Regions from separate parts of the Mus musculus genome. Here regions 1, 2, 4 and 5 are each linked to region 3. A link is a loop called in an ENCODE intact Hi-C map of the cell type or tissue named here. Cell type or tissue: left cerebral cortex. All regions are shown on one strand.

Region 1 (5,000 bases), 270 kb after region 3:
AGTGATGGTAGTGATTACCTTAGTGATACTTACGGTGGTTGTGATTATTATGGTGGTGATGGTGACAAGGTGGGTGTGATGAGGGTAATGATGATGAGTTATGGCAATGATGATGTTAGTGGTGATGGTGGTCATGACGATGGTGGTGGTGGTGGTGTGCTACATGTCATGGGGTCTTGGCAAGTATGTTTCCAGGCAAGTTCTCTTCTGGAATTAGCCACACTTTTCCATGTGACTATGCTCGGGCACATTGGTGTGCCCTAACTCATCCATAGTCAGTTGGTAGGCAGCAGAGCCAAGCATGGTACCTAGCTGCACATGGTACTGCAGCTTCATGGGCAGGACATGGAGGTGGCTGTGCATAAGTGCATTATGGGGTTGCCACGGTGAAAGCTGGCGTCATTCACCTTTATCCCCTGAACCCTCTCAATGACTGTGCCTGATTGCTCCCAAGTTTCTGCAGACCGTCATGTGCTCAAGATAGAGGAGAACAGAAAATAGACACAGTCATCCTAAGGTGCACAGCTTACTTCCACAGGCTGGGCCCTGGGATGAGTTAAATTCTGACTTAGACAGGTGGGCTATAAGAACATTTCTGGGTGGTGTGTGTGTGTGTGTGTGTGTGTGTGTGTGTACATGCCTGTGGTCTCAGTTCTTGGGAGGCTGAGGCAGGAAGATAATGAATTTGTGTCTAGTATGGGCTACATAGCAAAATCCAAACCACACTAGGCAGATTTGGACTCACATTCAACTTTAGCACTTTGTGGTCTTGGGCAAGAGGGGGTCTTGGTCTTTTCTCTCAGTGTCTTTGACAAGTGGTGACACCAGCACCTGCTGTTTTGGATGAGAGCACAGCATCTTTGCCACTGGCTGGCATTGCTGTTTGTCACTGATACATCCTGAAATCTGTACCTTCTGGCCAAGGATCTGAAACCTGCCTGGGTTCTCTTTCATGACAGAGAAATGTTCTCACTGTTCCAGCCACCCTGCTGTGGGGGATTTCCTTGTGGGGACAGAGACAAAGAGGCCCAGTTGCTTCCCAAGGTTACACAGCTGATTTGATGATGAGCTGGACACGGAGGTCAGTCTGGACTCTCCAACCTTATCTTGGTTTTTATACCAGGACCTGCAGGCCCTCTTGGCTCTAGAAGTGCTGACTGAGAGGATGTCTCACAGCTGGAGCAGCTGGAGGGAGGTCAGGCTCAGGGCAGGTCTACTGCATCCTGCTGAGGTTTTGTGCTGTTAGCCAGCTGGCCTTGAGCTGTGGGCACTGACCGGGGTGTCCAGTGTTGCAGGGTCAGGGATGTAAGGGACAGGGGATGTGGTTGCTCACCTTCTGTGGCCACATGGTGCTGCAACTAGGTGTGGCCTAATTCACTGTGGTGACAAGTTGCCTGTGAATGGGGCTAACTTGGCTCTATAGTAGTCATCCACTTATACCATGTGTGCTGTGCTTGTTTGTGTGTCAGTCCTCACTTCCACCTTATTTCAGACTGCATCTCGTCATTCTCTGCATACGCAAGGCTAGTTGGCCTCTCTTGGATCCCCTCCTGCCCCCTCCCCGGAATGCCTGGGTGTCACATGCACGCTCCCATGGCCAACTCTGCATGGGTTGCTGGGGATCCTTACACACTTGTGAGACAAGTGCTTTACCCAGTCCTGGGACAAGCCCATTTGACTTGTCCAAGTCATTAAGTCCTCACAAGACTCTGTGAGGTCATTGGGGCCACCTCCCATAGAACAGCAATCAGCAATGACGAGTTGCTCACCTCCGGTGTCCCAGTGCCAGAGCAATGATTTGGAAGCAGATTGCCCTGCCTGTTAACTACGTGTCCCCCCCCCCCCCCTTGTGTGTGCTGGGACTTCCAGAGGTGAGGAGGAAGAATGGAATGTTGCTACCAGGCTTTTTCTGAAAGAATTTCTCTAGGGTGCTGACAAAGGTGAGTCTTCAGCTTGTTACAGGGCCTACTCCAGGGCTGAAGCAAGAGTGGCCAGCTTAGCTCCCAGGGCCTCTCCTCTACCAGCTCTTAGCCTACAGGATTCTCCAGTTTTGAATTCTCTGGGAGGCCAGATCAGTCTAGTCCCTCAACCAGAGCCGAGTTCATGGGGCCATAGCGCCCCCTGCAGGCTGTGAGTAGAGGTACAGCTACACAAGACTTCATGACTAGTGTTTGTTTGTTTGTTTTTGTTTTGACTTGTTTTTCTTCTTTTAAATCCAAAACAAATATTTGTATAGGTAACGAACCCCAAGAGGACAGCCTAAAAGATTTCCATAGAACAGATGCACACTGGACACAAGAACTCTTGCCTAGCAGTGGGTCCCTTGTTCCCTGGGATCCATAGAAGTTTGGTTCTTGGACAGCCATAGGTACACAGACCCAAAGATGTGCCAGTCTCTTTTATAGAAAGTTTCAGAGTTCCAAATAATCCCCACATACCCACCATTTCCTACACCATCTCTAGATGCTGTATAACTCCTAGCACAGCAATGTGAATGCCTGCCTGCCTGCCTGTCTGTCTGTCTGTCTGTCTGTCTGTGATGGATTGTTTAGTGAATACTGATGATTCAACAATTTAAGTCTATATAAGTAAGCAAGTATATTTTCAGTGTGTGGCTGGTTTCATCAACAGATGTAGGATTGGAGGCTCTGAACCTGTGGATTTGGAGGTCAGTGGTGTTTTTCAAGAGCCATGGGCACTTTACCCTTGCCCGTCTTCCTATCCATGGAGTCACCAGTGATGTGTGCTTTCTACCTGACTTCTTCCATGAGAGATGGATATGTTCACCACATCGCAGGCACCCTCATAGCTGTGCCAACCTGGTCTGTAATAAACCTGAAGGTGCCCATAGGAGCACGGGCCCTGCTAGTGTGTGTCAAGAAAAGTTTTATTGGAACGTGGCCACACCCTTATTTCCACGCTCGTGTGTCTGCTTTCACATCCTGTGAGCAGAGCTGATCAGGCGTGGCAGGCACAACAGAGCTTTGTACAGTAAGAGCTTGTCCATGAATGCCTAGCTTAGGCAATCCTTGTACCTCAGGGCTGCAATTCTGGGTTTCACTCCTGCCTTGGTTTTTTCTTCCTTCAGACAACCTCCCAGCATCTTGGAGACTTTTTGTTGTTGTGACAAAGCTGGGGAATGACAACTGAAAAGGAAGGGATTTCTTGTGACTCTTGGTCACAAAGGTTGCAGCCAGTGATCACCTGACTCCATAGAGTCTGAGAGAGCCAGAGGAAGGGTGGGACTGGAGAACAAAGGGGTTGAAGAGGTCAGCTCAGGAACTTTGGAAAATTTCACTGAACCCCTCTCCTCCTGGAAGAAAAAGTTCATAGAACACATAGGTACCCCTCTCTTCTGGGAGAGGCATTACATTCCTCAGACCACAGTGGGGAGCAACCTGCAGATGCACCCAGAGCACGTAGACACATTCCTCAGGGCAGATGGACTGTCCCTCCCTCCCCTTCCGGACAAGGAAAGCCCTTGCTACCTTATTCCCTAAGACCAATCAGTTTAAAAGTCACACTGTTCTGCTAATCATATTGTGCCTAGTGGCTGTTGTTCTATTCTACCCCTGAAAGCTGTATAAAAACTGGCCAAATGGGCTGCCTGAGGTCGCCACTTCTCCTTCTGGTGTAGGATGACCCCAACACATTGGAACAATAAATTCTTCTTGCTTTTGCATCAATCCCTGGCTCTGAATTGTCCACTCGGGGGTTCCCAGTAAGCTAAGGCTTGTCAGAGTCTTACAGAGTGTCCTCCAACTGGACAGGAGGCAGAAGGAAACAGAATGGGACCACAGGAGAACTCTCAAAGGTCCAGTCCCTCAAGGCTCCACAGCCTCTCCAAATAGCACCAGCACCCTGAGACCAAGTGCTCCAATGTGAGCATAGGGTCCACTCCAGACTCACCTCACGGGCCCTTTTCCTCCCCCTGTGGAATTCCTGTTCTGGAGAACATGTCTACCTAAGACCTGGTGGAGCTTGAGCACACACACACACACAGTGGGGGGAGAGAGAGGGAGAGAAGGGGGGAGTAGAGGGAAAGGGGAAGGGAGGAGATGGAAGGGGGATGAAGGGGAGGGAGAGGGGGAGGAGTAGAAGGGAAGGAGGAGGGAGAGAGAAAGAGAGAAGGGGAGAGAGGAGAGAGAGAAGGGGGAGAGAGAGGGAGAGAGAGAGGGGAGAGAAAGAGAGAGAGAGGGAGAGGCAGAGAGAGGGAGGGGAGAGCGAGTGCTGCCTCAGTTACCTCAGTTGCCCCTCTCCCTCTATTGGTTGGTGTTTCCTGGCACTGATTAACAGTGTTGCCCAGGCATACCCAGGCTGGACAGATGTAATGGGAATGGTCCATGAGTGACAACTCAGATCTGGCAAGATGGATGGAGCTGCCTGGCTTCCCCCCCCCCCCCCCCCCCCGAGTGAGACTAGGCTGAGCGTCGATGCAGCAGTGTGTTCTTTTCTGCTCGTTAAAGTTTAATGTCTGAAAACAGCTCCATTGCCTCTACTGGAGACCCTGAGCACACTTACAGGTAACCACACCAGAGACTGATTAAATCTTTCCCTTTGTGCTAGTTTGAGGGAAGATGTTTTTGCTACCATAGTCAAAATACAAAATGAGCCACCCTGCCATGTTTGTTGTTGCTCCAGAGCAGACAGAGGGGGCAGAGCAGAGGAGCAAGGAAATAAAAAGGGATTTACAAAGGCAGGTGTTAAACAGGCCTCTCATGAGGATTCCAGAGGGCTTCTCTTCATGGGGGACCTGGGGCTGGCCCCAGCTTGGGGACAAATGTGTCCTTGTTTAATTTATAATCGGGGACTGGGTGAGACATCCCTGCCAGAGCAGCACAAGGAAGCTGAGCCTGAATTTTGTATGCACATGTTCATTGTGTGTGTGTGTGCTTGTGTGCACACGCACACGTGTGTAGGTCAGAGGTTGATGCCCCATGTCTTTATCCATTGCATTCCACCTTATTTCTTGAGACAGAGTGTATCAGTGAATCTGGAAC
Region 2 (5,000 bases), 51 kb after region 3:
TGTCACAGAGGGGTCACAATCCACAGGTTTCGAGAACCATCGTTCTAGTCCCTGTCTGGGCTCTAATCATTGCTCCCTTAAGGCCTTCAAGGGCTTCCCACTGAGGGCTCATTGGTGGATAACTCCACTAGATCTTAAAGGAGCGTGCTGAGTTTGGTTGGTCACCCATGGGAGGCTGTGAGACAAAGCCTGCCTGCCTCCCCCTTCATCTTTCTGATACAAGATAGCTTAGACTGAATCTGCATTGGCCCTGGCTCAGCATAGAATTCCTGGTCTAGGCTCCTAGGGTGGGCTCAGCTGCTAGGTTGTCACAGGATTTTCCCTCTCCTATTGCATTAGGGCAGTGGGAGGCCTGTGACAGGACAGGGAAAAGGGAGGTGAGCTAATAGTTGCAGAGACAGGGAGCATCTTGGGGGGGGGGGGGGGGAGGAAGATGGCAGTAGACGTGAATCATCATAGCTATGACCAGCCACGGGTTCTTATATCATAAAGGTTAGAATATTGGGATAATTTGTCCAATCTAGGTGGGCAGCTTTTGTCATTATCAATTGGTTCTGAAATGATTGTATTAGAATCTTGTGTACTGAGAATTTATTGGTACATAAATCTGACTGGTTAACTAATAAGCACTGAGCCTTGTTTTTACCAGATTACTGGGTATTAAACCATGAGGATGGCGGGTCTATTTGGTTACTGGAATGTGGGACAGAGTTGGTGGGACCCAGCCAAGAACATAGTGTTGTGGCCCACCAGTGCTGGTACTAGAGCAGGAACGACGTGGCCCGGCGGGGCTGGAGAGTTAGCGGGTTGAGAGAAGCAGGAGCACGGAGAGTTGGTGGAGTCATTTTGTTTTTTTCAAATATTCCCCGCAACAGCTAGGGACAAATGTCTTCCCTGAATTTGTATTCAAACATGCTCCTTCTGGGGAGGAAGATTACAGTTTTCCCTGCTGAAAGTCACGACCCTCAAGGTTAAGGCACAGGACATGGTGGTGTGGCTTGTCCAAGAGTAGGCAAGATGGGCTCTATTATTATGCAAAGAACAACATTTCAAAGCAGTTAACTAATGCTGGAAACAGTCATATGTCACCTGTCATCTCTGGTTCAAGACTTCCCAGAGGGTGTGGGGTGGAGAGATGGCTCAGTGGTTGAGAGCACTGGCTGCTCTTCCAGGGGACCCAGGTTTGATTCCCAGCACCCATGTGCTAGCTCACAACTGCCTATATTCCAGCCCCAGGGAATCTGACACTCTTTTCTGGATTCCAAGGACAGTGAATACATATATTTCTCTGTCTCTCTCTCTGTCTCACTCTCTCTGTGTGTCTCTGTCTCTCTCTCTCTCACACACCAACCTAAAAGTTAAAGCCATCTAGAAAAAAATGGCATAGTATCGTTCCATAGAGATAAAGCCTTAAAAAAAAATCTCCTAGCTTCCCTCATCTCGTGCAGTTTAAATTAGAATTTGAATTTCTTATTCATCCACTAAAACCAAACATCTGTCTGTAGTGCTATGCCTATGGGTAATGCCAACACAAGTGCTGTTTTTGTTCTCTGGACACTGGTGTTTGGAAAGGATACTGGCAAGGCTTGGGTCTGCTGTCTGGGGATGTTGGGGCTCTTACCCTCTGCAGAATAGCCAGCAACAGCTCAGAACCCGAGGGGTCCTTTAGTTTTTCTTCTAGGCTCTGTGAGAGAGAGAGGAGAGAGAGAGAGATCATCTCAGGGACATTTTCTCAGCAACAGTACACTCCTGTGGAATATTCCGGTAAACAGTATAATCCTAGGGGCTAATCCTAAGTAGAAGCCACCAGAGGTGAACTTGCTCTAATGTCACGGGCCACATATGGCTGAGTATGAGAAGACCGTGTCCCGATTCACATCAGATGTGGCTGCCCAGCCAGAAGTCATGGGGTCATGGCAACTTTGGGGCTGAGCTGGTAAGCTGGGAACAAGTTACAGCGTAAAGGCCTGAGATCTGCTCTCTAAGCTAAAATGGAGACTCAGATGTGTGGTGCCAAGCCTGAGGACGGCATCTTTGACACAGGGACTATAGCTACAACTCCAGTCAGGCAGGTATGTGACACACAGCAAGCCACTTTATGTCAATCAGGTTCTCTACAATCTGCCTTGACCCTTTTCTGAGCACAGCTATACAGTGTTATTTCTGCTCCCTGCACTGTGGCCACAGCAGCTGGCTTGCTGCTCTTAAGCACGGCAACCATGTTTCTACCACAAGACCTTTGCTCCCTCTTCTCTGAGACCATCCCTGGGGCTTGGGTAGCAGTTCAAGTACCTCTTTGGGGAGGCCTTTGATGACTCTACTTTGTTTGTCATTTCCTTGTTTATTTTTTCATCCGTCTGAGACAGGGTCTCATCTTGTAGCTGGGGCTGGCCTCTAATCCACAGACTCTCCTGCTTTAGGACCCCAAGCTGTGGTTATAGGCATGAGCTGCCACACATGGTTTTGCCTGGTGTCTTCTGGTTCCTTACTGTTTTAGGGCTGGCTTCTCATGTGTTATGATGTGCCCTGGTGTGCAGCTCATGGACGGCATTCAGTAAATACTTACTGACCCAGTAACTGCTAGGAGGCACTCAGTGCACTTCCACAGTCAGGTGGAAGTCAGGGTTTGTACCCACGTACTCCCACAAAGTGAGATACAGGAGGGGCTGCCAACAGTATACAGGAGCAACAGTAATCAGGCGGTTAAGTCCACAATTCGTGTTCATGATAGTCTTTAGGTTCTTGGTAGAAGCGCTCTTATGTTCATTCTCCTATACATAAGCTACAGTTTGGGGGATGGGGCAGTATGACTCCCTAATTTGGAGCTGTGGGACTCTCCCTTTCTACCTTGGTTGCCTTCAGCAAAAGGATTGTCAGTCTGACAGCTTATACCAGCCTTGGCTGCCTGAACACTCCATAAACACCCTTAGACAACCAGACCTGATTGTCATGACTGCTGAAGCTGCGGGCTCAGCCGGGGCTGTTTGAAACTTTTTGCTGTTACAAACCTGGGTGTACAGTGTATTGCTCTGCACTCATTTCCTGTGGGACAGAGGGGAGCACGCCCCCTAGTGGCGTAGCGGAAGGATGGCTGGGATGGAACAAGAGGCAAAGCCGTGATTGGTTCAGACACCTACACAGCCTGCTGCTGTGGTCAAAGAGGGAGTAGACTGTAAGGAACCCTCCCGCGCTACCTCCTGGGAAGAGTCTCTTGCCTACTTTAGTAGTGCGGGCTGCGGGGGTAACAAGGAGAAAGCAGACCCAGTCAAGGCTCAACAGTGGACGGCAGAATTGTAAAAGCAGACAGGCTGGCCATGGTCAAGAGCTAATGAATCCGCACTTCCAAGACCTGCACAAGAGCTGTATGTTTCTAAGGGCTGCTGCCAAGGGCTGAAGAAATCCAATACCTTGGCCTGCTGGGAAGCTCGCAGCCAAAAATGTCCTAAGAACTCCCGGAGGGCCAAGGGCCCTACACTCAAGAAACCTGCAATTACTGGTCTTGTCTGCCTACAGCCGGCACAGAAAAACACAGTCAGCAGAGATCAGCACTCCCAGAACTTTTTGTCTATCTATGATTTCTAGCTGGGCAAAGGAAAAGAAGTCCAGCTGTTTAGTAGCAAGAGGCTGCTATCATTGTATCCTTTACTGTATTAATTAGAAATGATGGCACAGAGATGTAGCCTCTTGTAAAGTCCCACAGCACACAGGGGGTTGAATTAGAACTATAAGCAGGAAGCTGGCCTCCCCGGCCAGAGCTCTGATTCTTTCCTTCTTAAACTCCTGGTCAAATGGAGTGACCACAGACGCCAGTGCTGTGCACTGTGGGTGACCCTGAGCAAGTACTTAGCACAGCACATGAACTATTATTACAGTTGACATTGAATAAGGACTTATATGTTATTCGGGTTTCGTTTTGCGTTAAGACCAGAGATATTTTATGTCGATGAAATAATACAACTACCCAAACCACCCAACGAAACCGGGTAGACTCTGGAGGAATACAAATCTATAGTAACTCATGCCGGTGAGCTCACCGCACAAGAGTTAACAGCGAGGCACGCTCTAAAGGATCCTCGCGTCCGAGCTGCAGGTCCCCAGGCCACAGGGAAGCACCATTTTCAGTCCGAACTCCCTCTGAGACGGTTCTGCCTGAAGCCTGCCCTTCGGATGGGGACCTGGCCTCCTTTTCAGGAGAGCGCGGCTCTTGCCATTTGAAGACGTTTAGTTTTTCAAAGTTGTTTTGCAGTCGCCAAGATGACCGATTACTGGCTTAAAAGTTGCTAAAATAATCCAGCCCGGTTCGTGACCCTGTAAACCCTGCCGGGGAAGGGCCCGCCTGCCTCCCCCAGTCCAGCGGTGAGCAAAGGCGGCCCGAGACTCCCGGCCCCGCCGCCCGTGGTGCTCGACCCTGATACCCGCCGCACGCCCGCCGCCCACCTGCCAGGGAAAGGAGGGCAGCGCGCGAGCCGCCAGGAAGCGGCGCTCGAAACTCTGCAGCAGAGACGTGGCCCCCTCGTGGTCCTCAGGCGCCATCGCGGGGCAGGGCCAGGGTTGCCTGGAAACGGGCGGAAGCGAGGCCTGAGACGGAGGAGGCGTGGCAACTAGGAGGTAAGATGTGGGCGGGGGCTAGTCTATGTTCCGGCCCAGGAGGCGGGGCAAGATGGTGCCCGCGGGGCGGGGAGTACGGTGGGGCAGGGTTAGAGGCGGACCGGGCCGGGTTGGGCCTGACTGGGGAGCGTTTTAAACAGTTCCTGGAGCTGGAGCTGGCAACTTGGAGGCGAAGCCTAGACTGGCTTGGGGGCGGGGCTCAGAGGGCGGTCCTTGGCAGGAACTGGGGGTTGGAAGGTGGGCCCGAGCGGGAATGGGGGTGGGGCTGAGATTGAGGTTGAGCAACTCTTAGCCGGTTGTCTTTGGGTGGTCTGGGGCGAGCTCAGATCAGCCGGGGGCGAGGCTAGGGTGGGTCTGCCCTCGAAGTAGCCGAGGAAGATTTTTGGAGGGGT
Region 3 (5,000 bases):
GCACGTGTGGCAAGCACTGGATCACTGAGCCACATCCCAGCTCCACCTCCAGTGAGCTTCCATGCCACAGCCAGAAGCACTTCATGTGATCTCAGTCTCCAGAAACTTCTATGTTGGTGGAAGGATTTCACAGGCCTTGCCTGAGGCCCCAGGCCTCACTTCTGTACTTGTTCACCCAGCAGCTACTCTCTGCCTAGGGCCTTGAAGGCTGCCCTGAGCCTGGGAACCACAGGCCTCTGCCCTGAGTTCTTCTGATAGCTTGTTCCTTTGACTCAAAGACAGCCTCTTGAGTCTCCCTCTCCCTCTACACTATACCCTGAATAGCCAGATTCCCAGGACCAAAGTGTCCTTTTCCACCACCCCAGTATTTTCCACTCTGGAGGTACGTCAGAGGATAACCCTGGGTGTTGGTCCTCAGGTGCCACCCACTTTCTGTGTGAGACAGGTCTCTTGTTAGCTTAGAATATCACCGTGTGGCCGTGGATCTGCCTATCCCTGCCTTCCAGCTCCATCCCTGGGAATGCAAGTGTGCATCCCAGCACTTGGCTTTTAATGTTTCTTTCTGGGGCTCCAACTCAGGTCCTCACACTTTCAAGGCAAATACTTTACTGACCAAGCCAACTCATCAGCCCATCCCCAAGTGGCCCTTGACCTTGAGTGTCCATCAGAGTCACCAAGGGAGTGCCTGCACACCCAAGTTGTTAGGATTTAACCAGTGGTTTCTGGATGGGAGGTATAGGGAGGGTGGACTCATGGCTCTGCATTTATGACAAACTCCTAGGCCATGTGGAGGCCACCATACAGCAAATCTGCAGCACTTTCCTCATACCTGTGCTTCTGGTCCCCACCGGTCCCCTTTCTCCTGTTTCTTTCTTGGCACTTGTCACAATTTTCCAGCTTATTGCCAAGGATTCTCCTTCTATATTCTACATAAGACTGAATCCCTAGGACTCTCACCATAGTGCTAAACAGTAAATAGCTGCTCAGTAAATGTTTGGGAACACTAAAGAATAACCCACTCACACTGTTCCTGGGTCTGAAGAAAGCTGATGCTGAGGGCTGGGAAAGTGGCTCAGTGGGTAAAGTGCCTCCCATCACACTTAACAGTCTGAGTTCAATACTCAGGACTCACATGGCGAAAGGAAAGGAGCATGCATGCACCCGCTGCATGCACAAAATAAACAAATCAAAACCTAATACAAATAAAACAGAACACCTGTGCTTCCTGACCTGTCTCCTGTGTCTCGTCACACTCGATGGCTTGGCTCTCGTTGATGTAGATGTTTCCATTGCGGATGAGCCACACGACTCCGCTCAGCAGCTGCACGAACGGATTCACGGGATCCAGAACCTCCTCCTCAGACAGGTACCTGGAAGCGGGGAGGCAGGAGGTTCACTCATTGGCAAGAGCAGCTTTGGGTACCAGGGGCTTCTTGATGCTCATTTTTCTACAGTCTTCCTGATCCTGAAATTAGCATCTGTTAGACTCTACTGCCCTGGCTGCTTAAGCAAAAGTCAAACAGCCAACTAGACAAAGCGTCTGTCAGCACCAGCCGCCTGGAGCTCCACAGACACTTGGAGACAACCACACAAAGACTTCAGGTTCCCGAAGGCATAACCTCAGCCAGGCCGTTTGAAATGGTTTGTGCCAGATGACACTGCAACTATTCCTACCTTGGCCAAGAGAGCATATCCCCTGATAGTCTAGGAGGACTTTGTTGTGATGCATGCTAAAGAGGCAAGGCTGTGATTGGTGCAAACACAAACCTTCATTTGCACTGGAGGTGTGCTGTGATTGGCACTGACACCCCTTCTTTGGATATATAGGCAGGTGTTCAGTTAGTTCAGTTGGAGTGTGAGCTGGAAGATGCTCTCCTGTGTGCCTACACAGGAAATAAAATTCCTCCTGAGCTATAGCTATGACACAATGAAAGAACCTTCTTCTCTTGCCATCTTTAGTAACATGTGCTGACCTCATAATAAAAGAAGTAGCAGTGAGCTACACATGGACAGGATAGGCAGCTGTTTGGCAGTTAACAAGGGAGGATGGGCTGGAAAGACAGAGCATTGGGTAAAAGCCTTCCCACCACACATGTGAACCTGCGTTCAGATCCTCAGCACCCATGAGAAAGCTGGCTGGAACAGCACACACTGTAGCCTTAGTGCTGGGGTGGGGTGGACAGAGGGAAGCAGGAGGGCCCTGGGGTTTGCCGGCCAGCCAGGTTAACTGAACCAGTGATCTCTAGATTCAGATTTTGTGTTAGAAAATAAGATGGAGGAAAAGAGAATAGAAGACATTTGAAATCAAACTCTGGTCTCCCCTCAGGCACACACAGATGCACACACATTTAAAAAAAAAAAGTAGGAGGTGAGCAGGTCAGTGGACCATTGTAAAGGAGCAATAGGGGTACTGAGACAGTGATCATGACAACAAGTCTGGAAGGGAGTCCAAGAGAGGAGCAAGGGAGATGGCTGGAATGTAGAGAGGTTGAAGGACAGAGCCAGGGAAGAGAAACTGCAGGCGCTGGTCACTGGCAGAAGTTTTAGGATCTGTGAAAACCTAAGATCAACAGTGGTGACACTGGCTGATGTTGAAGGATGAAGAACCAGATACATGGGCAGGCCCAGAAATTGCAACCAAGGGCTGAGAAGAGTTGGGGAAAGCCCACTTCCCAGCCTTGGCAAAAAACGGAACCTTGGAAGAGAACTGGAACACCAGATGGCGCTACCTTCTACTCCTGCCTGCCTGCTGTCAACTCTGGCTGCTGTCAAATTTCAAGAAACACAGAAACTTCCAAAGGCTGCCCTCAACAAGCTCCTTGTCTAACCTGGATTTTTATCAGGACAGCAAAAGGCCTCCAGCTAGCTGTCTGGGACTGCTCCATAAACTCTACACTATTTCCAATTGGTTCCATGGCTTCGTTGAACACGAAATGTTTCTCTAATACTACACAAAGTTCACTAGGGCACAAACTGTGTTCAGGCTCACGGTCGCCTCCCCAAGTCCCCACACACGGCCTGATCACAGATTATTCAGTGGCACATGAATAAACTTAAAGGAAGGAAGGTGTCAGCGTCATTACTCGGAAGAAGAAAGACAGGAAGTTTGGTTAGGGACCTGGACTCGGAGGCATGGCTCTGAAAGAACATCAGAGACCCTTTGCCCTCTACAGCCCCGGGGCTCCCTGCCTCCTCACCCGGTGACTATGGTTCCATCGCGTCGGATACCGAACTGCGCGTTCTGCAGTCCCCCTGAGCTGCTCACCAGCCGCCCGTCGCTCACCACGTTCCCCAAGCACTCGCCAGTGCTCATGCGGAAGAAGCCACCGTTCTGAGCGATGCGGCAACCGGCCGGGACGGCTGTGTCCTCCACAGTAGCGCGGCGCTTCTGCGCGCAGCCCCCGGCTCCTCCGGGCTCCAGCACCGAGAAAGTGCGTAGGGGATCGGCGACCCGCGTCAGGTGGCCGGCCACCGCGCGCCCCTCGAAGTGCGACACGAAGGTGCGCACGGCCGCGTGGTGGCTGGCGCCGGGGTTCGTGGGTGGCGGAGGCCAGCTCTCCTGCTCTGGGCTACCTGAGCGCACCCGGGCGCAGTCTCGCGAGGGACGTCTGCGCGCTAGTGGGTAAGGCAGCAGCAGGTCATCGTCGCGGGAAACCCTGCAGGGACGGGGCGATCGTGAGGTCGGAGGGCTGTGCCTGAGAGCGCTCAGGAAAGGTGGACCCCAGCCAGGCTGGCCCCGGCGGCTGCACTCACCCGAAGCTTAGGCTGCACCACGCCACCCCGAGTAAGCCGAGCAGCGCGGGTATGAGGAACAGCCCGGGCCCCCTGGGCGCCGCCATATTGGATTGGTGCTCCGGTCACGTGGGCTCGCCCCACGTGATTCCAGGCCAGGCTGTTGGGTGCTTTGATTACGCATTCGAATTCCATCAGAGAGGGTAAGGCTGGAAGGGAGATAGATAGCTTTTTATTCTCATATTATGTCAAACTTACAGAAAATTGCAAGAACAGATGCTGGGCCTGTGTAAGTCTGTACAGAACTTGCTTCTCGTGCTTAAAGCCCTAGTTCCTTCTGTGTTGCACAAACCAGAAGTGGTGGCCCACGCCACAACCCCAGCATTCAGCAGAGGCAGGAGAATCGGAAGTTAAGAGGTTGGCTATTCTTGGCTAGTTAGTTAGTTTGAGACCAGTCTGGACTACTTGAGACTTTATCTGAAAGACAAGAAGAGGAAAAGGAGCCTAGGGGGTAAGAGGAGGAAAAGATGGAGGAGGAGGAAGAGGAACTTTTAAGAGTGAAGCTCGAGGCCAGCCTGGTCTACAGAGTGAGTTCCAGGACAGCCAGGGCTACACAGAGAAACCTTGTCTCGAAAAACAAAACAAACGAGAGAGAGAGAGAGAGAGAGAGAGAGAGAGAGGCTTGCAGCCCACTCGTGGTGGTGCACACCTTTCATCCTAGCATTTGCTAGACCTGTCTGACTGGATTAACTCTTGTGTTTTGGGTAGCTTGGTTTATCTTCGTTTTTGTTTAATTTTATTTTTGAAGCAGGGTCTCTGATTTATAGGTAGGCTGGCTTGAAATTCAGTGTGTAGACTGGTCTAGAGCCTCTTGCTTCTACCTAATCCCCAAGTGATGGGATTAAAGGCACAGGTCCCCAACCTGGCCCTGTTTTGGGTATCTTAGAATGACAGGTCTCCACTCTTTCCTCCTCTTGACCAGAAGAAACTAGTTTTCCTCTAGGATATAGGAACGACTGGCGAGATGGCACAGCACATAAATGAACTCGCTGTGCAACCTGAGATGAAGACCCTGAACCCATGGAGAGGAGGAAGAAGAGAATTGGCTGTAGAAAGTCTGATCTACATGTGTGCACCACTGCCTATGCACCCACTTGTATCTCACACACAGACCATAATAACTGACTGACTCAAGCTTTCAGGTGACAAGTGTCCTGTGTTATAGTAAGTCCCGAGCCTGGGATCCTCCTGGCGAGTGTCCCCTTGAA
Region 4 (5,000 bases), 330 kb after region 3:
ACATTTCAGGACCCCCGGGGTGGTGCCAGTCATGTCTGAGGTGGCATATCTTCTCTCTTCAGTTTACTCAATCTAGAAACTCATAGAGGTGGCCAGCGGCTTGTCTCCTGGGTGATTCTAGATCCTGTAAATTCATGATCACTGTGAAGCACTTCAGTGGTATAAATGGTTATGAAGGGGAGCTCTGAGCTGTGATGGGGTTAGGCTCTGAAGAAACCAGCTCAAGTTGCAGATGTCTTCAGTAGAAGATACAGTTCATACACATGACCACCAAAGATCATAGCCTAGCCTAGCCTACCCTGCCCTAGCCTACCCCAGTTTCTCTGGGAACACAGGCATGCCCCCACAGCCAGGGAAGGTCAGCCACCACCAGGCCTGTTTGGCAACCAGCTGTTGACTAATCCTGGTAATCAATGAACTGTACTGAAAGGGAAAACTGGACTGTTGCCTGTGGGCAGTTTTGCATCACTGGACGTTTGAGAAAGTCTCCAATCAAATCCCCACAAGCTGTCGACATCTGAGTTGGTCATCGGAGGTTGAAGAATCCATTTCCTCAGTGCTTAGAAGGGTGCTAGCATTTCAGCTGTGTTTGTGGCAGGTGGTGTAGCCTGAGGTACTTCCCAGCAAGGCTGATGTGTTTTTCTGTGGGAAGGGAAGATGTCATGGGTCCCCTAGTTCCTCTGCTGAGCTTGGAGTGTGGGGCTTGCTGGGATTTCCCCTATGAAGGCTCAGGTTCCTCACCTGTTTCTTCTTCCCCAGCCCTGGTCTCTACAGAGTTTCTGGATGAAAGGGCCTAAGCTTTGCAACCTTGGTTGCTGGCAGCGTGTGTTGGGCCAGCCACTAGTAGCAGGCCACGTACCTCATGGATTTCCAAACGGAAAACATGTTTACTCTTTGAGCATTCTTCCCATGGACTCCATCGCCTGCAGACAGGAATCTAAGGACTTTCAGGTATTCGTACCTTGGGGGAGGACAGTACAAGTGTAAGAAGATGCATCTGTGTATTTACTGAATGGATGATTGGTACAGCAAAAATGCTTTGACTAAAAACACCGATCTCTCATACCCATCAATAAGGCATTGTTTAAGCAAATTGTGTGCATTCATAAAAACTAATTCCAAGCTGCCGCTAGGATTCTCTGGTGAGGATTTATGTTTATTGGCTTGGAAAGATGCTCATGACATATTGCTGAGGAAGAAATACAGAATCTATCACATGGTTGCATTTGCACACAATTATATTCATAGATTTCTGCTTGCTCCGAATGCTGAGAGAGATGTCAGCAAGGCAGATGGGAAGCTCGGCTCAACAGAGGCTTTGTGCATTTTTTCTTTGGACTCTTATTACTGTTTTTCTTTTTTTAATTTTTTTATAGTGGGTAGTTATTTTCCTTAGTCATAGCAGTAGTAATAATATTGGTGATGTCTTTTATTAAACAAAGCAGCTGCTCTAAGTTGGGAAGGAGGCCTTCCAGAACAGCTGATGGTATGGAAGGATGGCTCTTGGTTGTCCTGTTAATATTGCCATCCTTTGAAGAAATGAAATGGAGGATTATGAAGCCACATTGTGGTCTTTCAGTGGGCAGTTGGTCCTTGTCTGCCCCAAGAGGCAGGCTGCCTATAGCCTTGGCAATCTCTCCACCAGTCTCACACACCATTGTGTGGGAGCAGGCATCTCTCCTCTCTGACTTCAGCTTTTGTTGTTGTCACTGCCTCCTGGAGGGGCGTCTCTCCTGCTCTGGGAATAAGAGGATGGGAATGGTGGCAGCCATCATGCATGGCATGCAGGAAGGAGTTCTCAGTTTTGTAAGCTTGTCTCACCTGTTTCCTTAGACAGTCCAAGCATGGCATGGGTCCCGTGACCTTGTACTGTGTGACTTTCCCTGGGGAGATGCAAAGACACACGTATTCACTCCAGATGGATCACCCACAGCCCAGAGAAGGAGTTTGTGTGAATTAGTTACTCACCACTGGGGCACAATGCGTGGCAAGAAGCAATTTAAGGTAGGAAAGGTTTCTTCTGGCTCACACTTGGAGGCAGCACAGTCCGTGCTGAGGAAGGCATGGTGGCAGGAGTGAGAGGCTGCTGACCACGCCATGGCTGGGGGGCCCAAGCACTTAAACATAGGAGCCTGTGGGGACATATCAGTTCAAACCATGGGCAGACGCATGGGTGACTCAGAAGATCCTGGGTCACTGAGAGTCCCCACCTCGGCATGGATGGATGGCTTGGGAGATTTGGGGGAAAAGCTGCCCCTTTGGTAAAGTTTTCTGCACTGAAGAGTTTCAATCTGGAGGAGCCCATCTTCTGCCTCCTGTGTGCTGCATGTGGCAGCAAGGCAGGGCCAAGTGCAGCTGGGGTGTCAGGTGAGGGTCAGGGTCCTCTCTGCCTTTGTGTGTGTGTGAATGTTAACAGCCCCATCACAGTTACCTTAGACCTAGATAAAGCTATTGCTCTGTTTATTTCATTGCCATGACTACAGGCTGTGGGATCCTGGGAGGTCACCGAGGTTCCTCCTCAGAACCGGTCTCTGGCACCTGCTGATAGGGCAGACTTGTGCACATGCAAGCACAACAGCCAGACACTTGCATCGGTGGTTATTTCCACTGATTAGAGTTTAATACTGGATCCAGCCCTACACCAGTGAAAAGGACCTTGAACTTGGGCCCACACTGGCATCCATGCACACAGAGACTCCCCCACCCCTAAGATGCATGCAGCCTTCTCCCTCCCTTGGGATCAGGTGTACAGCTTTTTCTTTTCTCACTAGCAGAAGCCAGACCCCTGTTCTTCCTGATACTGCAGCCCACTCTTCTTTTCTTCTGGAAGTCTTCATTTCCTGCCTGGTTTCTTTGGTCAGGAGGCCCCATGCCTGCAGCCTCAGCAGCAAATGAATATTTAATGGAATGCTGCCACCTTTTGGAATTTAGCAAAAATGATCTCTGTCATTCAGAGGGATGCGGGCGAAGCTCTCCTTCCCGTGGGTGCACCTGTGCCCACGCATCCAGCCTGTTTCTTCAGGGAATTGACTAAGGCTGGATTCTCTGAGGCTGGGGGAAGAGCCAGGTTCTCTCAGCAGGCAGGTGTGCCTGGCATTTCCATTCTCACTTGTAACTTCCACAAACGCTGCTTGTCAGGCTTGTGCCCTAGTCCATACACCAAGAGGCCAAACAGCACAGAAAAAAAAAATGATGTCCTGGTTCCCATGGTGTTTCAGCTTTCGCCAGTAAGTTTCCAAGGGCTTCAGCCTGCCTCTGAACTGACTCTCAGATCTCTGTTACACCACCTGTGCCTAGGTGCAGAATCTGGTAGGCGTTTGTTTATAGACGTCAGTCAAATGGCAGTTGAATCGAGTCCTAGGCAAGGCATACTGAGGACCTACCTGTACTCAGCAGGAGGAACAAGCATGGTTGATTAGTAATGCCTGTCTTGGATTCAGGAAGGGAAAAAGGCATCGGAGTACTCTCAAGGAAACCAGTCAGCACAAGGTACTGCACAGCTCTTCCCTCACTGACGTTCTTCCTGGACACTCCCACACATGGCTACCCTTCCATTCCCAGCATCCTCAGCACCCGCACCTTGCTTTCCTCAAATCCGAAGTCAGCAACGCTCAGCTCCTCCTCCCTTGAGCCCCAGCTGAGTCCAGCATAGCAGACCAACCCTACTTGTTAGGCAGAGCCTCTCCACGGGAGCAGATTCTAGCAGCCCTTCCTGATGAAACCAGGGGACCGTTGCATGCAAGCTCTTATGTCCCAACCTGGACCCCATCCTGTGGCTCTGCAAGCTTGTCTCCTTGCCTGTTCTGGTCTTCCATGCTCCGTGCACCATGCTGGGGTACACCCTTACTGCAGACTATGCTTAGGTTACCTGTCAATGTGAACTCACTCTTTAGCTATGACTGTGGGAACTTCAAGGCCATCATAATAGAAAAGATGGGTCGAAGGTGACTGCTTGATACCTGGGGCTGTACTGATCCCAGGCATGGAGCCATGTCCCATCTCCCCTTCCTCTGTCTTTTCTTTCATTTTCTCATCTCTGCCTTCTTTTTACCTGCAAACTCTATCATTATTACTGGGATGTTCAGATGAGCAAGACCTAAGCCCTTCCTCAGAGAACAGTGATGAATATAAAAAACACGTTACCCAGGCACAGCTAGCTGCTTCTTAGCTGAGGAGGAGTCCAGTTGTCACTGAGAGCACACACAGGTTGTCTGGGAAGGCTTACTGGAAGAGGGGGCAGGGCCTAGAAGAGTAAGGGGAGTCAGCTTGCCGCTGGCCAGGGCTGGGGGTTGGTGGTGTGTGGGCTCTACACAGGGGGCACTGCTGCTAGCAGCACGGGTATGGATTCGGGTCTCCCTGGCTTCAGCTTCTTCCTTAACGTCAGAAGCCAGATTATTCTGGAGCTGGCCAGTAGGGACTGAACTTGGAGTTTCTGCTCGGATTAGTGTGGGGTCCAGTTTGAAGGCACTGGAGTGCCATTGTCTGACTGGCACTTCAGAGAGTTCCGGGGACTTGGAGGAATCCTTGCCCCTCTTGGGAAATGGCGGTGCTGTAGGGTCACTGCTCAGTCCCCCGGGCTTCTGGGCGAGCCGTGCCTCTCATTGCTAACACACCTTTCAGAGCCCCCAGCTTTGCGGAGCACTGCTGCACGCACGAGATAAAAGCATTAGGAACAGAAGGACAAAGCAGATACTCGAGGCGCGGAGACCCGGCAGCATCAAATCTGCCCCTTCAAATGCCACACATGATTTTGTGCACACTGTTCTGATTAAAGCAAGCCAGGCTCGTGGGGGGAGGGGCTCCAGTCTGCTGTCCTGGTGACCATCCTTGCAGTTGCTGTCTTACCTCTGCCTGATAAAAGGGTAAACCCATTTAGCCATCCCCCTGAACCTCTGAGGATGTCTATGCCCAGTGGAGACATGTTCAGATTGATAGGTTTTCACGACTAGCAGTGTTAGACTGTAAAGCAGTCTTTCTCTGACAGTGTAGGTAAGAATTAT
Region 5 (5,000 bases), 150 kb before region 3:
TTTAAACTTAGTTGGGACAAAAATACTTTAGCTTTTCACTAACCTACATTTAGACTTCCCTCTTCCTGGAGAATCTGTTTCTTCATCCTTAGATTTTAGCATGCTACATTTTGATTACAATTGATTTCCAAGATAAAAAACCAACCAATTTCACAAGCCCTCTGACTGAAGTGATTACCTCATATTTAAACACTCTGGTTTATGCTATAACTTTCAAAACCGACTGATAACTGGAGGCAAAACACTACATTTTATCAAAATGAGCCCATTTTAAGTCAGTGTTAGAGAATGGAGGAAATTCAACATGTTAACCCTCTCCCTTAGCTTCAACTACCTTCTTTTAAAACCAACAATGCACTCACCTTTCCTGGCCAGGGAGGATACCGGCCCAGTTTCCCCCTAGAGAAAATAATACAAACAGTCAGAACTTGCCCTGGAAAAGCCAGTCCATCTCCTTCAGCCCACTCAACAAGCAATCTATGCTTCTAACTCTAGGCTGAACAAAAGGGCCAGAACAAAAGCAGGCAAACCAGATGGGTCTTTCACAGCTGGGCTCAGGGCCCTCACATATTACATACAAAACTGTATATATATATATATGTGTGTGTGTGTGTGTGTGTGTGTGTGTGTGCCTGAGATCTGTGCACTCTTCCCGAGAAGGAACATAGAAAAACAAAACCATCAGGACGTCACTGGTCTGGTACCTCCCTGGGAGAGTGTTGGAAACTTCTCTCTGTAAACACAGACTTCCCTAAGACTGATTTAATTCACCCCATGATCGGCTTTCCTTTGACAAATGATCATGGAAACCTTCCTCTAGGTAGGGAAACTACGCAGTTCCAAGGAGACAATGGTCACTCTTGGTTTTGGCTGTTGCAGGGGACACAAGGAACAGAACGAGAGGCACTGGATCACCGCCTAGCCATCATTTGCAAAGGAGAAGTCACCCTCCCCTCGGTTTCTTCATGGGGCAGCGCCGGGCAGTCGGATTTCGCCACCTGGAACCAAGCCTCGAGCCCACGTCTGTCCCAACCGAACGCGGGTATGGACGGCTCTGTCTCTAGCAAGGTATCCTCTCCTGCTTTGAGAGGAGGTCCGGAGAGACCCTGGGACTCCACGCCACGCCAGAGTTCTCTGCAGTGGCAGCTGGAGCCAGAGTTCTAGAGCCGTAACCCTCCCCTGGGATGGCCTCAGGGTTCAGAGCAGGGACCGCCGCGGCCCCTCTCGGCCTCGGTCCCCCGGGGACCGGACAGCCTCTTCCGCTCAAGCGTCGTTCACACCGCGGCGGCACCTCCTCTTCCCCACTCTCCGCCGTCCGGAGTGCATAATAAAACTACTCCTGGGCCAGCTGGCAACCCTGCGACCAGGAAAAGCAGCTTCGCGCCGTCTTTCGTTCAGCGCTGGTCGCCAGGACTCACCACACCAAGTCGCCGAGCCGCAGACTCACAGCCGCCATCTTACCACCCAACCACCGCCGCCGCACGGGCAGCCGGGAACTTCAGGTCGCCGCGGCACCGCCCATTGGAGTTGGCCTGACCACGTGACGGGTGTTTGCTGTCATCCGCCTAGCGGATGCGCTGACGTCACCGCGCCGCGGCCGTCCATTGGACTGCTTGGAGGCACGTGACTTGAGCGCCGCGCTCTCAGCGCGTCGAAGCCCAGAGACTCCAAGCTCCCGCCTCCCCCCTCCCCTCCGGCTCGTGACAACGAAGCATCCGCGGTCCAAAGCAGCGGCGGCGGAGGCGGCGCGGCCGGACTAGCGCGAAAGGGAGCCGACTGTGCTGCCCGCTCGCTTCCGGGACTCTAGACTCATTTCCAGTCTTTCCCGCTGCTTCCGTTACGGCTGTTAGGCAGGCGCGGGCCCCGGGCCGTTGCCGAGCCTGAGGTCCCGGGCGGATAGGTGTTGGAGTCCGGTTGCTGCCCTGACTGACCCTGGCGCGGCCTGGAAGCCAGTCTCGGTCCCAGCCCGGGGCAGAAGAGGCCCCGGTTGCCCGCGAGCCCGCGCTCGGGGCGGGAGCTCCAGACTGCTGAGGAGCGCCCAGCTCGACAGTCGGCTTCCGGAGCGGCGTCCCCGCCAAGCGTCCTCGGCGTCGCCCGACTTGTTTTCTTGGACGTGGACTTGGCATATCTCGGCTCCCCCCGCTGGCTGACAAGAGAAAGCGGCAGTTTGTCGAGAGGCTTCCTTCCCGCGGGCTGGGGAGCCGGCCATGGGCCGCGGCGCGGGCCCTCCGCGCGCCCGCCTGCAGCGCTCGGGAGCGGGCCGCTGAGCCGCGCCGCAACCCGAGGGTCCCGGGCCGGCATGAGGACCACCACGGGGGGACGTCTACGGCCCGCGTCGGCTCTGGGGACAACGGTGAGCGCCGCGGTCTGGTCCAGCCTCCCGCGTTAGCCTTCGTAAGTAGTGTGACACTTTGCAAGAAGTTTTGACAGCTGGAAGACAGGTGACAGTAATGGGAACTGGTACCTGCCGAGGGGCAGGGCGGCTGCCCTAAGTTCCGTAGACCGAGTTGAAGCTCGACTTTGAGCAAGAAAAGTCTCACACCCAAGAAAAGGCGGCAGGAGTCTGTGTCAGGGTGGACTTAACTTACAGCTGTACTTTCTGAAGTCAACGCCTGCTCGGAAGGTGACGGGTTCACGCCCCTTTCCCCAAAGCAGTGTCCTTGTAGAGGCTTTGGTTGTCAATTGCTCTGAGAGATGGTGTGGTGGAGAAGCTGGGTGGTTGACCCCAGCTTGTTTTTTCTTTGGAAGAAGTACCACATTTTTCAAGGACTGTCATTTACATTGTGTGTTAATTAAACACGAACTGACCATTTAAAGTGTATTTAAGATTTCATAAAATTTGACAAATGTTCTTAATTTAGAAATTAGAGTTTTCCAGGAATTTAAGAATATTGTAATGACTTGTCTTTAAATGTAAATCTTTACAACTAAATTTAGAAACAATCCCATCAAAGTCAGGAATAGAACAAAGGATACATTGTCTAATGTCCTGTAATTCTAGTTAATGAAATAAGACAGGAGCCGAGTAGTGGTGGCACATGCACTCAGGAGGCAGAGGAAGGTGGATTTCTGAGTTCGAGGCCAGCCTGGTCTACAGAGTGAGGTTCCAGGACAGCCAGGGCTACACAGAGGAACCCTGTCTCAAGCAAACAAACAAACAAAAGAATGAAAGAAGACAGGAAACAAAAATAAATATAAAATAACCTGTCATTTTTGTAGGACTTTGCCTTTCAAAATAAAAAGGGAAAGCCATTAAATAGGGAAAGAAATTAATGAAAAAATTAGCATACAAGTTTTTCTGTTTTTTTTTTGGTAGTCAGTTCAAAAGTAAATTAGTTAAAAAGAATGTATTTATGATAACAAAAACATAAAACAGTCCCTAGGAATACCTGGAAATAGGCTTTTGCATAATATGTTTTTTGTTTTGTTTTGTTTTGTTTTGTTTTTCAAGACTTTCTGTGTGTAGCCCTGGCTGTCTTGGAGCTCCTTGTGGATCAGGCTGGGTTCCATCTTAGTGCTGGGACTAAAGATCTGTCCACCACCACAAACCCATAATCCCATAATTTGCTTTTTAAAGAGAAGAATTTTTTCCTGTGTGGCATACTAATATTCAAGTCATTCGGAGTATTTAAACCCTACTTTGTGGTTTGTTTTTTTTTTCCTTTTTGTATTTTAGTTGGAGATAAGCTCTCATGCAATCCAAGCCTCCTTCTCCTTGTCCAAGAGTGACTTTAAACTTAGGATCCTCCTGCCTCTTCCTTCACAGTGCTTCTATTACAGCTATATATTACCATTCTCATTTTAATTTAATCCCAGTGTGTGATTTAATTGAATCAGGGCCTCCAGTGTGCAAGGAAAGCACTTTGCTGAGTGACATCCCCAGCTCAATCTTAGTGTTTTTGTTTTTGTTTTTTAAGATTTTATTTATTTTACGTATATGAGTACACTGTAGCTGTCTTCAGACACACCAGAAGAGGGCATTGGATCCCATTACAGATGGTTGTGAGCTACCATGTGATTGCTGGGAATTGAACTCAGGACTTCAGGAAGAAGAGTCAGTGCTCTTAACCACTGAGCCATCTCTCCAGTCCCCATTCTTTGCTATTTTTAAAACTTGTAAGTTTTCATTAGTGTTTTATTTACAAATTTAAGAATTTATGGGACAAAAAATTATGTGAGGGTCTGTAAGATGGCTCAACAGGTAAGGGTGTCTGCCTCCAAGCCTGAAGACCTATGTTCAATCTCTGGAACCCACATGATGAAATGAAAGAATTAACTCCTATAAGTTTTCACACACACACATACACACACACTCACCCACACTCACATGAATGCTTGTGAAAATAAAAATTACTTAAACTTGAATAAAACTTAGAGACAGCACCAGGTTAAACAGGTTAAATTTTCTTAAACAATCAACTCTTTTAAATCAAGTTATTTAAATTCTCTAACATGTTTTAAACTGTAGTTTTTTTCTTAATTCTCAGGTACTTCTTTCTTGACTTGTTTCATATTTCTTTTGTTTGCTTGTTTGTTTCTTCTTCCAAGACAGGGTTGTTTGTCTGTGTATCCCTGGCTGCTCTGGAACTCTGTGTAGACCACGCTGTCCTCGAGCTCATGGAGCGCCACTGCCTCTGCCTCCCGAGTGCTGCATGCTGTACCATCTCCCAACTACTTCATGTTTCTAAAGAGGTAAACTTGCAAACCTTGGAGGAAGCTCTTCCCAAGGTCATAAACAACTCATAAATTAGTTGTATAAGTACAACTTACGTTCTTTTGTGGACTTTACAACTTATATTTTCTTAAGCATTTGGAATTAAATAAGTTTAACATGGACTTTAACATATATTATTATCTTAAATGTTTCAAATGCCCTAGTCCTTAAATATGATCATAAAACTTCACCAAAACCTGACTTCTAAGAGTTAATAGGTGGGACTAGAGAGATAGCTCAGTGGGTAAGAGCACTGACTGCTCTTCTGAAGGTCCTGAGTTCAAAT

What was found. Peaks named below come from ENCODE experiments on the same cell type or tissue, not always from the same donor. Only the 100,000 strongest peaks of a DNase experiment are listed, where the experiment ranks them.
Region 1: a loop joins it to region 3, with 14 times the contacts of the local background. A loop is called at or near these places in 8 of 42 quality-filtered maps.
Region 2: it touches region 3 in a loop (5-fold over the local background); 22 of 42 quality-filtered maps call a loop at or near these places.
Region 4: it touches region 3 in a loop (10-fold over the local background); 2 of 42 quality-filtered maps call a loop at or near these places.
Region 5: a loop joins it to region 3, with 2.5 times the contacts of the local background. A loop is called at or near these places in 6 of 42 quality-filtered maps.

What each region holds. Positions count from the first base shown.
Region 1 is chr16:5,465,711-5,470,710 of GRCm38, forward strand. No RefSeq gene overlaps it. Among named protein-coding and RNA genes, the nearest start is that of Gm41416, 16 kb to the right of the region's middle. In left cerebral cortex, a CTCF peak has its summit at 2,131 (motif pointing left); a DNase peak (open chromatin) is centred at 2,087.
Region 2 is chr16:5,251,404-5,256,403 of GRCm38, forward strand. It overlaps Eef2kmt (eukaryotic elongation factor 2 lysine methyltransferase), which reads right to left and starts at 4,553. Exons shown (of 8, transcript NM_027446.2): 1 at 4,438-4,553; 2 at 1,622-1,684. The coding sequence starts at 4,533. Gm15983 (a long non-coding RNA gene) reads left to right here and starts at 4,560. Exons shown (of 3, transcript XR_003951974.1): 1 at 4,560-4,608. In left cerebral cortex, CTCF peaks have their summits at 3,077 (motif pointing left) and 4,508; DNase peaks (open chromatin) are centred at 3,104 and 4,604; H3K4me3 peaks cover 1,262 bases; H3K27ac peaks cover 914 bases.
Region 3 is chr16:5,200,144-5,205,143 of GRCm38, forward strand. Nagpa (N-acetylglucosamine-1-phosphodiester alpha-N-acetylglucosaminidase) reads right to left here and starts at 3,869. Exons shown (of 10, transcript NM_013796.3): 1 at 3,754-3,869; 2 at 3,198-3,656; 3 at 1,231-1,370. The coding sequence starts at 3,839. In left cerebral cortex, a CTCF peak has its summit at 2,712 (motif pointing right); DNase peaks (open chromatin) are centred at 2,761, 3,366 and 3,860; H3K4me3 peaks cover 1,604 bases; H3K27ac peaks cover 1,120 bases.
Region 4 is chr16:5,532,095-5,537,094 of GRCm38, forward strand. No RefSeq gene overlaps it. Among named protein-coding and RNA genes, the nearest start is that of Gm41416, 51 kb to the left of the region's middle. In left cerebral cortex, a CTCF peak has its summit at 2,925 (motif pointing left); a DNase peak (open chromatin) is centred at 2,977.
Region 5 is chr16:5,048,388-5,053,387 of GRCm38, forward strand. Glyr1 (glyoxylate reductase 1 homolog (Arabidopsis)) reads right to left here and starts at 1,523. Exons shown (of 16, transcript NM_001079814.1): 1 at 1,419-1,523; 2 at 363-399. The coding sequence starts at 1,456. It overlaps Ubn1 (ubinuclein 1), which reads left to right and starts at 1,670. Exons shown (of 19, transcript NM_026666.4): 1 at 1,670-2,394. In left cerebral cortex, CTCF peaks have their summits at 1,488 and 2,133 (motif pointing left); DNase peaks (open chromatin) are centred at 929, 1,573, 2,074 and 2,567; H3K4me3 peaks cover 3,554 bases; H3K27ac peaks cover 1,518 bases.